Linked DNA regions of Homo sapiens: region 1 is linked to region 2. Evidence: read pairs that join two places in POLR2A ChIA-PET (ENCODE). Cell type or tissue: MCF 10A. All regions are shown on one strand. Each heading gives the region's core, and the rest is flanking DNA. Links, peaks and the distances in the headings are about the cores only.

Region 1 (4,399 bases), core at 248-4,247, 51 kb before region 2:
CCAACCATTCCAGTACCTGTGTTTGCAGATGCTGTTCCTTAAAGAATTTCAAACTAAGAAAAGTTGCAAATACAGGAGGTGGAGGCTGCAGTGAGCCAAGATCGCATGACCCTGCACTCCAGCCTAGGGAACAGAGCGAGACTCCGTCTCAAAAAACAAACAAACAAACAAACAAACAGGAATGCTTGTCGAGTAAAGAGACCAAAGTGGTTGTCTGATACATACATTTTATCTGTCATGTGTGTCACAGTGGAAAAAAAGGTTGGGAAATACGGTTTTAAATGGTTGTCTTCGTCCATTTCCTATTGCTTGTAACAGAATACCTAAAACTGGGTAATTTATAAAGAAACAAAATGTATTTCTTATAGTTCTGGAGGCCGAGAAGTCCAAGGTTGAGGGGCTGCATGTGGGAGCGTCTTTTTGCTGGTGGAGACTCTCTATAGAGTCCTGAGGCAGCGCAGGGCGTAACACGGTGAGGGGCCTGAGGGTGCTAGCTCAGGTCTCTGTTCCTCTTCTTATAAAGCCACAAGTCCTACTCCTGTGAAAACCCATTAATCCATGAGGGCAAAGCCCTCATGACCCAATCATCTCTTAAAGACCCCACCTGTCAATACTGCCACATTGGGGAATAAGTTTCTACATGAGGTTTTTTTTGTCTTTTTTTCTTGGTTGGTTTGTTTTTGAAACAGGATGTCACTTGTCACTCCGGCTGGAGTGCAGTGGCATGATCAGAGCTCACTGCAACCTTGACCTCTGGGCTCAAGTAATCCTTTCACCTCAGCTCCTGCATAGCTGGGACTATAGGCATGCACTACCACACCCAGCTAATTTTCTTATTTTTTGTAGAGACGGGGTCTCGTTATGTTGCCCAGCCTGGTCTTGAACTCCCGGGCTCAAGCAATCCTCCTGCCTCAGCCTCCCAAAGTGCTGGGATTACAGGCATGAGCCAACATGCCTGGCCAACCTGAGTTTTGAAGGGGGCAAACATTCAAATCATAGCAATTATGAAACAAACTTACTAAATTTCCATATGATACTAGCTTAATGAATAAGCTCAAGCTCAACGGGAACATAGCAAACCCTTAACATTTAGCAAATATTTGTTACATAAGTGAAGTGCAATTATTAGAGATAGAAATGGAGTTGGGTAAACTCAGGCTAGTAAACCTGAGGAGGAAAAAGAAAGTGAATAATTAAAATGCAGGGTAAGACTGGCTGTGTACAAACACAGAAGAGATCTCTAGGTCCCAGAAGAGACAACACATTAATGAAAAAAGGGAAGGGAAGATGCTGAGGGTCTGTTCTGATTACAACCTTACTCCCTTTATAGATTAACAGTGGGTCCTCAGTTCAAGCATGAGTGACATAAAGTAAGTTGTTAGCACAATTCACCAGCATCTGTTTACTTGTTACTATGCTTCCTTCTTGGGAGGCATTCCAATTACAATGACTCAGTTACCTCCTCCACCTAGGGGGACTGTGAAAAACAAACTTTTAAGCTGAAATATTCAAACTATTTGACATCAGTCTGAAAAGATGCATTGTTCATCCATTCAATAGACATTGATTGCCTACCCTGCAAGGTGCTGCCATGGGTTGCAGGACCCATGATGCTGACCGGCAGATAGGATTCCTACTAGCGAAGCTTGCAGTGTAATAAGGGCCAGAGTTGTGGGGCACAGTGCAGGATACAGGGCAGATGATAGAGCGAGGCTGTCTGAAGCAAGAATGGAACCTTGGGCATTTTAGAGCAGTGAATCAGTCCTTCAGGACCATGTGCTCAGTTTTTGCTTGAAATGTAACCACAAAACACACTTCCCAAAACAGGGAGTTTTGTTTCCTAGTATATTCAGTTCTGCAGTAGGGCAGATAATTTGGCAGGGATTCCAATCCACTACATTCGATACTGCTTTGACCCAGACTAGTTAACTCTAGAGGTTGGGGCTCCATATGTGAAGCAAAGTTGCTGAGCTATTAAAAAATAAGACATATGAGGAAAGGTTAAAATATGAGATTATGAAGCTGATTGAGGGAAATTGCTGGTGATTTAAATAATGGCTTTCAGACCTCCAATGTGTATATGATTGATGCTGGGCTGAGAAACTTTTCTCTGAATTTGAGGCCAAACACAATTGAAACAATGAGGTCTGTCAACAAAAGGTAGAACTGTCATCATTATTAGTCATGTTATGTTGATGCTGCAGTAACAAACATGCAAACAGAACAACGTGTAGTATCAGGGATGGGAGTACATAAGCCTAGAAGCTGAGACTCAAATTTCATTTTTAGTTTCTTTAAAAAATATTTTTGTTTAGAGACAGGGTCTCATTCTGTTGCCCACGCAGGAGAGCAGTGGCGTGATCCTAGCTCACTGCAGCCTCAACCTCCTGGGCTCAAGCAATTCCCCCACCTCGGCCTCCTGAGTAGCTGGGACTGCAGGCGCATGCCACCATGCCCTGCTAATTTTTAAATTTTTTGTAGAGTCAGAGTCTCACTATTTTGCCCAGGAAGGTCTGGAACTCCTGAACTCAAGCTATCCTCCAATCTTGGTCTCCCAAGGTTCTGGGATTACAGGCGTCAGCCACTGCGCCTGGCCTCATTTTTAGTTTTGCAAGTAGTTAGATATTTCCAAGTCTGGATGTCAGGAGAAACAAAAAAAGGTCCCCTGTGGCCACATGCAGAGGAAGGGCTGTAGACACAGACTAACACTCTGTTTCCTGCTCTTTATTTGATTTTATTATTCTTTGAAAAAAACAGATATGAGAATTGCCGATGCACAGGCCAGCCTGTGCTACCATATGTGGGCTTTGAAAAGATTCTGGATTTTCTGTCTGTATGATAATATGTGCTGCTGTATAGAGCAAGGAAAACAGAGGTGGTTTTCCAAGCTCCACAGCCCATCTTTATCACTGCCAGGTAAAGCTCTGTCCCTTAAAAGTTAGATACAACCAACCAAGTGACATTTATTGAGACTCTACTATGTGCCAGACCTGGGCAAGGTACCTTCTCATAAGGTCGAGCTGGATGACTGGCTGGGATAAAGGATACAGCCAAAACGTGGGGGTCCAACAGGAGGTCGTGGGGACCACATGCTCATCCACAGGACCTGATCTAAGCTTGTTCATAGACCTTCTGTGTATTTTCCTTATAGAAAATAAGAGGATTTTGCTTATCATTTCTTTTCCATTGTTGTCAGTTTCAGTTTTTTATATGTCCTAATAACCATATATTTCATTTTCCACCCATCCAGACTCCTTACTCCTCCCCATTTGGTCTGGGGAGAACTCATAAATGTCATTGGTCACAAATCCACTCTCCACGCTCACCAGAGTCACAAACCCACTTTCTGATGGGTTCACAGCCATGTTGTCATAGTCACAAGACATGTCATCGGGAGTGGCTTCTCCCGAACACACTCGGAATGAAATATTCTTCAGGTCTGGCCGGGTCTCAGCTAAGTCAGCTTCGCTTTGTTTTCTTATGACATTGTAGACCTCTAGGTCCGGGCTGTTTCCCTGGTGAGGAGAGGGCCAGATGGTGTGTTGCTTCTTTGTGCTAGGGTCTGGCTGCTCCCGTTTTCTAGGAAGAAAGAAAACCAGGGCTGAGTGTTTTAGACCAGGTGATTGAGAATACCCTTGTGCTTCCTGTTGAGACGAGAGGAAGCAGCCCTGGGCAGTCACCCAGCTGCATGTCTCGTCTATGTAACTTACAGGCCAGGGCTTCGGAGTGGGAGGGAACCAAACAGGGAGATGTTATGTTCAAAGTGATTGTGTATCTGTCATTCACTGCTGCCCAAGTGTGGGCAGGGTTATTATCCTGGGGTTCCCTAGAGTCCCTGGAGTGTCCAGGGATAGAACTGAATAGAGAAAAAATACCACATTACAAAAAAAACCCAAAAAAACAAAAAAACACCTCAGCTGTGCACAGTGGCCCACGCCTGTAATCCTAACACTTTGGGAGGCTGAGGCAGGTGGATCACTTGAGCCCAGGAGTTTGAGACCAGCCTGGGCAACATGTTAAAACCCCGTCCCTATAAAAGATACAAAAATTAACCAGGCATGGTGGTGCACACCTGCAGTCCCAGCTAGTTGGGAGGCTGAGGTGGGAGGATAACCTGGGAGGTCAAGGCCGCAGTGAGCTGTGATGGTACCGCTGCACTCCAGCTTGGGCGACAGAGTGAGACCCTGTCTCAAAAATAAAATAAAATAAAATAAAATAATAAAATAAAATAAAATAAAACCAAAACAACAAAAAACACGACTCATCCATAAGTGAAATTTAGCATGTCCTTCCATTATGAATGTAAGAGATAAAACAGCAGGATTAATATCTTTGACTTGATCACTACTAGAAATTATAGATGTTTTCATATCACAGTTATAGATGCCTTGAAATATTT
Region 2 (4,399 bases), core at 91-4,090:
GGGCGGGTGGGGGAGGGGATGGGGGGGGGGAGGAGGCTGAGAGAAAGCGCTGTGGGCGGTCCCTGAAGGGCCTCCAAGGGAGACGCCTAGAAGATGGAGGCCCAGATTCTTGAGACGTTTCTCTTTCTGATCTAGCAGGAGGGACAAAGAGCTCCTCCACTCCCTCATTCCCCAAGAAGGCCCCCAGCCTACCCAGTTTCCGTGACCATTCCGCCCTGGGAAAGCGGCTTCCCAGGTACCTCAAATTATAGGTTTGAATTTTCCAAATGGAGGTGGGCTTGGGTAGCCTCTGACATATGGGAGGATGGCTTGGAGAGTCTCATCTGCACCTCTGTGCTCTGTTGGGGACTTGGCCTTATACTCTTAGAGGGCCATGCAGTGATGTGAAGCCTGGGCCTTCTAGTCAAATAGTGAGCCAGGCAGCTTGTTAGTTACATCAAATCGTGGTCCTCTTGAGATCAAGGCCATACCATTCAAGACAGTATATATATAATAAATTACTAAACTAGGGACTATTTAGAATAGTAGAAACTATTTGTATCAGAAATAGAAGGGAGGTCCTCAATGAGAGCTGTAATAGGTCAAAGAAGGTTCCCAGAGGAGGTGAGACTTGAGTAGATCCTTGATGCACGAGTACATTTGGATATTCAGGGTTAGGGCTGTGGATGCCAGAAAAACAGTATCTTGTGACAGTTGGGCAAAAGGGACAGTTACAGAGGACTTCTGGGAGATCTCTGCTAATAACTTTCCTTCCCCTCCTTTGCCTTTAATGAATTAATCAGGAGAGGATAAGGAATGTTCTCTTTATCCTCACCTTGTGAAATTCAGCTGGAAGCAGCCTCCCCTAGAAATATGGTCTTCATGCATCCAGTATAGAGCACCCATTGCTGACACCAAAGGCTTAGTTCTAAATTAGTTTCTGCAAAAGAAAACTTCCCACCTATAGATTGATTCCCTAAAACCAGCAAATGGTCTCATAGATGCCACAAGTAACATGAACAGGGGCAGGTCATCTGGATCATTCAATACAAACTACAAACTCACACTATTAAAACAACTAAAGAACTGCCCAAGGATGTTTGAATAAGTTATAGCATTTTCTTTGCATATGAAAGACAGCACTTTTTTTCCAAATGCATACTTTGTTCTGTACACCCCATAGTGAAGGGAAAGAAACCAAAATACAAAATATGTAGCACAGAAAATGTTAATTGTAAAAATTAACTCGTAGAATTAAATTGTGAAAGACAAGCCATCTACAATAACTGTATTTTGTATTCATCTTATCTTTGTGAGGGGCACGGTGTTTTAGCACACATTACATAAATGACTCACATTCACCTAAATATACATACATGAAACTAGGAGCAAAATAGTCTTCATTCCATTAACAATATGCAGACTTAGAGAAATCTTGGTTAGGAGATAGTTATAAAAATGATTCTCTTCTACCAAATTGTTAGTCACTTTTACCCAATACTATATCGAACACTTCTTCCCAACTGATGTTTTATGATTATTAGTTGCATCTTAAATATCTTACCTGAGCTGGATTGCTGCCATCCAAGGCAATGGTTGGGTCAGATGCCTTGAAAAGTAGGTTTCTACAGACTTTTCTTCAAAAGTAATAAAAAATAAAACTCATATGTAAAAGTCATGAAGATGCATTGCCTACTGAAATAACTTTTTAAAATGAGTTTATTTTCTATGTAGTACAACTAAAAATTTAAATAACGACAAAAAATATGTGTGGCCTAGTTCTGTTGAAAAAAAAAAAAGAATGCTTGTTCTTAGGGTTGCTGTTGATTTGGCCTGCAGTTACTAGAGAAACTCCAAGGATCTCATTCCCTTTATGGTTCATGTCTAGGCATGCCTGGAGACCAGGGAGACCCATGATTTAATCTAAGTAAGAATGCTTGTGGTGTTTTAAATGCCCACACAGAGGATTGCATTTGTTTTAGACAGTACAAGGAAGGCACCTTTCAGGGGAATTGTTTACTGTTTTAATTTCTGGGCTTTTGGTGATTAGGGAGATGGAAAAGGAGCTATCAGGAGAGACAAGGTTGATGACTAGGAGGAAGCCAAGAAGAGTGTAGAAAACAAATACCTTCTGCTTTAGCTTTGGCACATTTATATTGACTTAATTTACCACTTCTAGATACAAGACTAGATTGATGGGAATTGGGAATTAGAAAAGGTGGAGACAGGCCGGGGGTTGTGGCTCACACCTGTAATCCCAGCACTTTGGGAGGTCAAGGCGGGCGGATCACGAGGTCAAGAGATAGAGACCATCCTGGCCAACATGGTGAAACCCTGTCTCTACTAAAAATACAAAAATCAGCTGGGCGTGGTGGTGCGCGCCTGTAGTTCCAGCTACTTGGAAGGCTGAGGTGGGAGAATAGCTTGAACCCGGGAGGCAGAGGTTGCAGTGAGCCGAGATCGTGCCACTGCACTCCAGCCTGGGTGACAGAGCAAGACTCCATCTCAAAAAAAAAAAAAAAAAAGAAAAAAGAAAAAAGAAAAAAAAAGATGGAGACAATTGGAGACAACATATCCCTCCCTTCAATACATACAAACTCACCATCTCCCACAGCTTTTGAAGGATGTTGTTGGAAGAGGAAGAAATGAAGAATTAGACTAATTAGAAATTACTGGATTTTAGCAGCTTCTTTATAAACCTGTTTTGTTTTTGTTTTTGTTTTTGTTTTTGTTTTTTTTTGAGATGGAGTTTTGCTCTTATTGCCCAAGCTGGAGTGCAGTGACGTGATCTTGGCTCACTGCAACCTCTGTCTCCTAGGTTCAAGCGATTCTTTTGCCTCATACTCCTGAGTAGCTGGGATTACAGGCGCCCACCACCATGCCTGGCTAATTTTTTGTATTTTTAGTAGAGATGGGGTTTCACTATGTTGGCCAGGCTGGTCTCGAACTCCTGACCTCAGGCGATCCACCGCACCCCCCTTGGCCTCTCACAGTGCTAGCATTACAGGAGTGAGCCACTGCACCTGGCCTAAACCTGTTTTTTTAAATGCATATTTACTCATAGGAAATATAAAACCATATCTTGGTTTATAGATCAATAAATGTCAGATTATTAAACTTCTTGATAGTATACCTAGAAACTAGTTTATATGTTGAAGCAAGACTAAATTGAAGTCAATTCAGTGCCTTTGAAGAACTAAAAATAATTGAATCTATTTATGGGAGAAGATTTTCTTTTGAGCTAAAATGAACTGCCAGCGGTTTTTATAATTCCATATTTCTAGTTTCATTTCATTGTACTCTCATTAGTAAGAGTGCACCAGATTCTTAATTAGCTTCTTGTTTATATTTATTGATTAATCAATACTGTTGCTTTCAGTATAAAATGTTAATTTATCTTTCAGGTAAATCATAAGCAGTCTAACAAAATAGTCTCTATAATTAAAGTTGCCGGAGCTCTTAGGTATGGCTTCAGTAGGAGCAAACAGGTTGCATATTTTCCATCTTTAGAGAACAATCTCTAAGGATTTATGTGGTCTAGTTGGTGAGATGGACAATGTGTGTATATATAGATAATTAATATGTTAATTATATTAGTATGTAATATGAATATATCTTAATATAACTTATAGTAATAGATTAAGAATTCATGTTTGTGTTATATATTCTATTTATATTATATATAATTATTTAATATCAAGATGGTTATATGAAAAAGTGCTTCAGGAATCCTGATGACTAATACAAACTTCATTATTGCCAACATTTAGGAAAAAGGAAAAGGAAAATTATCAAAGGTTAGGACACAGAGAAGGCTATATGGAAAAGATGAGCCTAGAAGCAAAAATACTAGAGATGAAGAGGGAATGTTTTGGTAGCAGGAGCAATTTGTGAAGGAAAAACACAAGCAAATTTATGGAGATTGTAATGTATAAGGCCAATTGGAAGAGCAATGAGTGTGTTCCCATTGGGGAAATAAGATTAAAGAGGACTTTAACATTTAAAGTCCTCCATGATCCTACTTACCTGCCTGCTCATACGTTTCTGTGAAGTTCACCAAAAAAAAAAAAGCCCAGGGAGTTTCAATTTCATTATTCTGCTCAAGGAGCCCCAGATGTATACAATGTGTTGTTTTATAAGGATTCATAAAGTAGCATAGATTAGAAGAGGGAGAGACAGAGGAGACTGAAAGACCATTTAGGAGATTAGTAAATTTCAGTACGAGGTGATGTAGAAAATATGGGATGAAGAGAGAAACTTTGTGAAGGAAACTTTGCATGACTTGGTTGATAACTGGTTCAAGTGAACAAACGGAATAAGATTAACTTCCAGACTTCGACGAAAAGTAGAGGTGTTGAGGGGGAAAATCTAGTCAGAGAATAATTGTGATTTTAGGTATAGGCATGTTTAGTTTTAGGTC

The links. Peaks named below come from ENCODE experiments on the same cell type or tissue, not always from the same donor. Only the 100,000 strongest peaks of a DNase experiment are listed, where the experiment ranks them.
Region 1: POLR2A ChIA-PET joins it to region 2 with 5 read pairs; 5 of 35 experiments call an interaction of 5 or more read pairs at or near these places.

The regions. Positions count from the first base shown.
Region 1 is chr11:111,559,275-111,563,673 of GRCh38, reverse strand. LAYN (layilin) reads right to left here. Exons shown (of 7, transcript NM_178834.5): 7 at 1,929-3,579. The coding sequence ends at 3,216. Among named protein-coding and RNA genes, the nearest start is that of LAYN, 21 kb to the right of the region's middle. RefSeq lists a silencer at 1,376-1,670. In MCF 10A, for the core only: no CTCF peak of the experiment used is centred there; no DNase peak of the experiment used is centred there.
Region 2 is chr11:111,508,017-111,512,415 of GRCh38, reverse strand. BTG4 (BTG anti-proliferation factor 4) reads left to right here and starts at 30. Exons shown (of 5, transcript NM_001367975.1): 1 at 30-235. MIR34BHG (MIR34B and MIR34C host gene) reads right to left here and starts at 1,814. Exons shown (of 2, transcript NR_147706.1): 1 at 1,544-1,814. RefSeq lists an enhancer at 1,175-2,374. In MCF 10A, for the core only: no CTCF peak of the experiment used is centred there; a DNase peak (open chromatin) is centred at 1,865.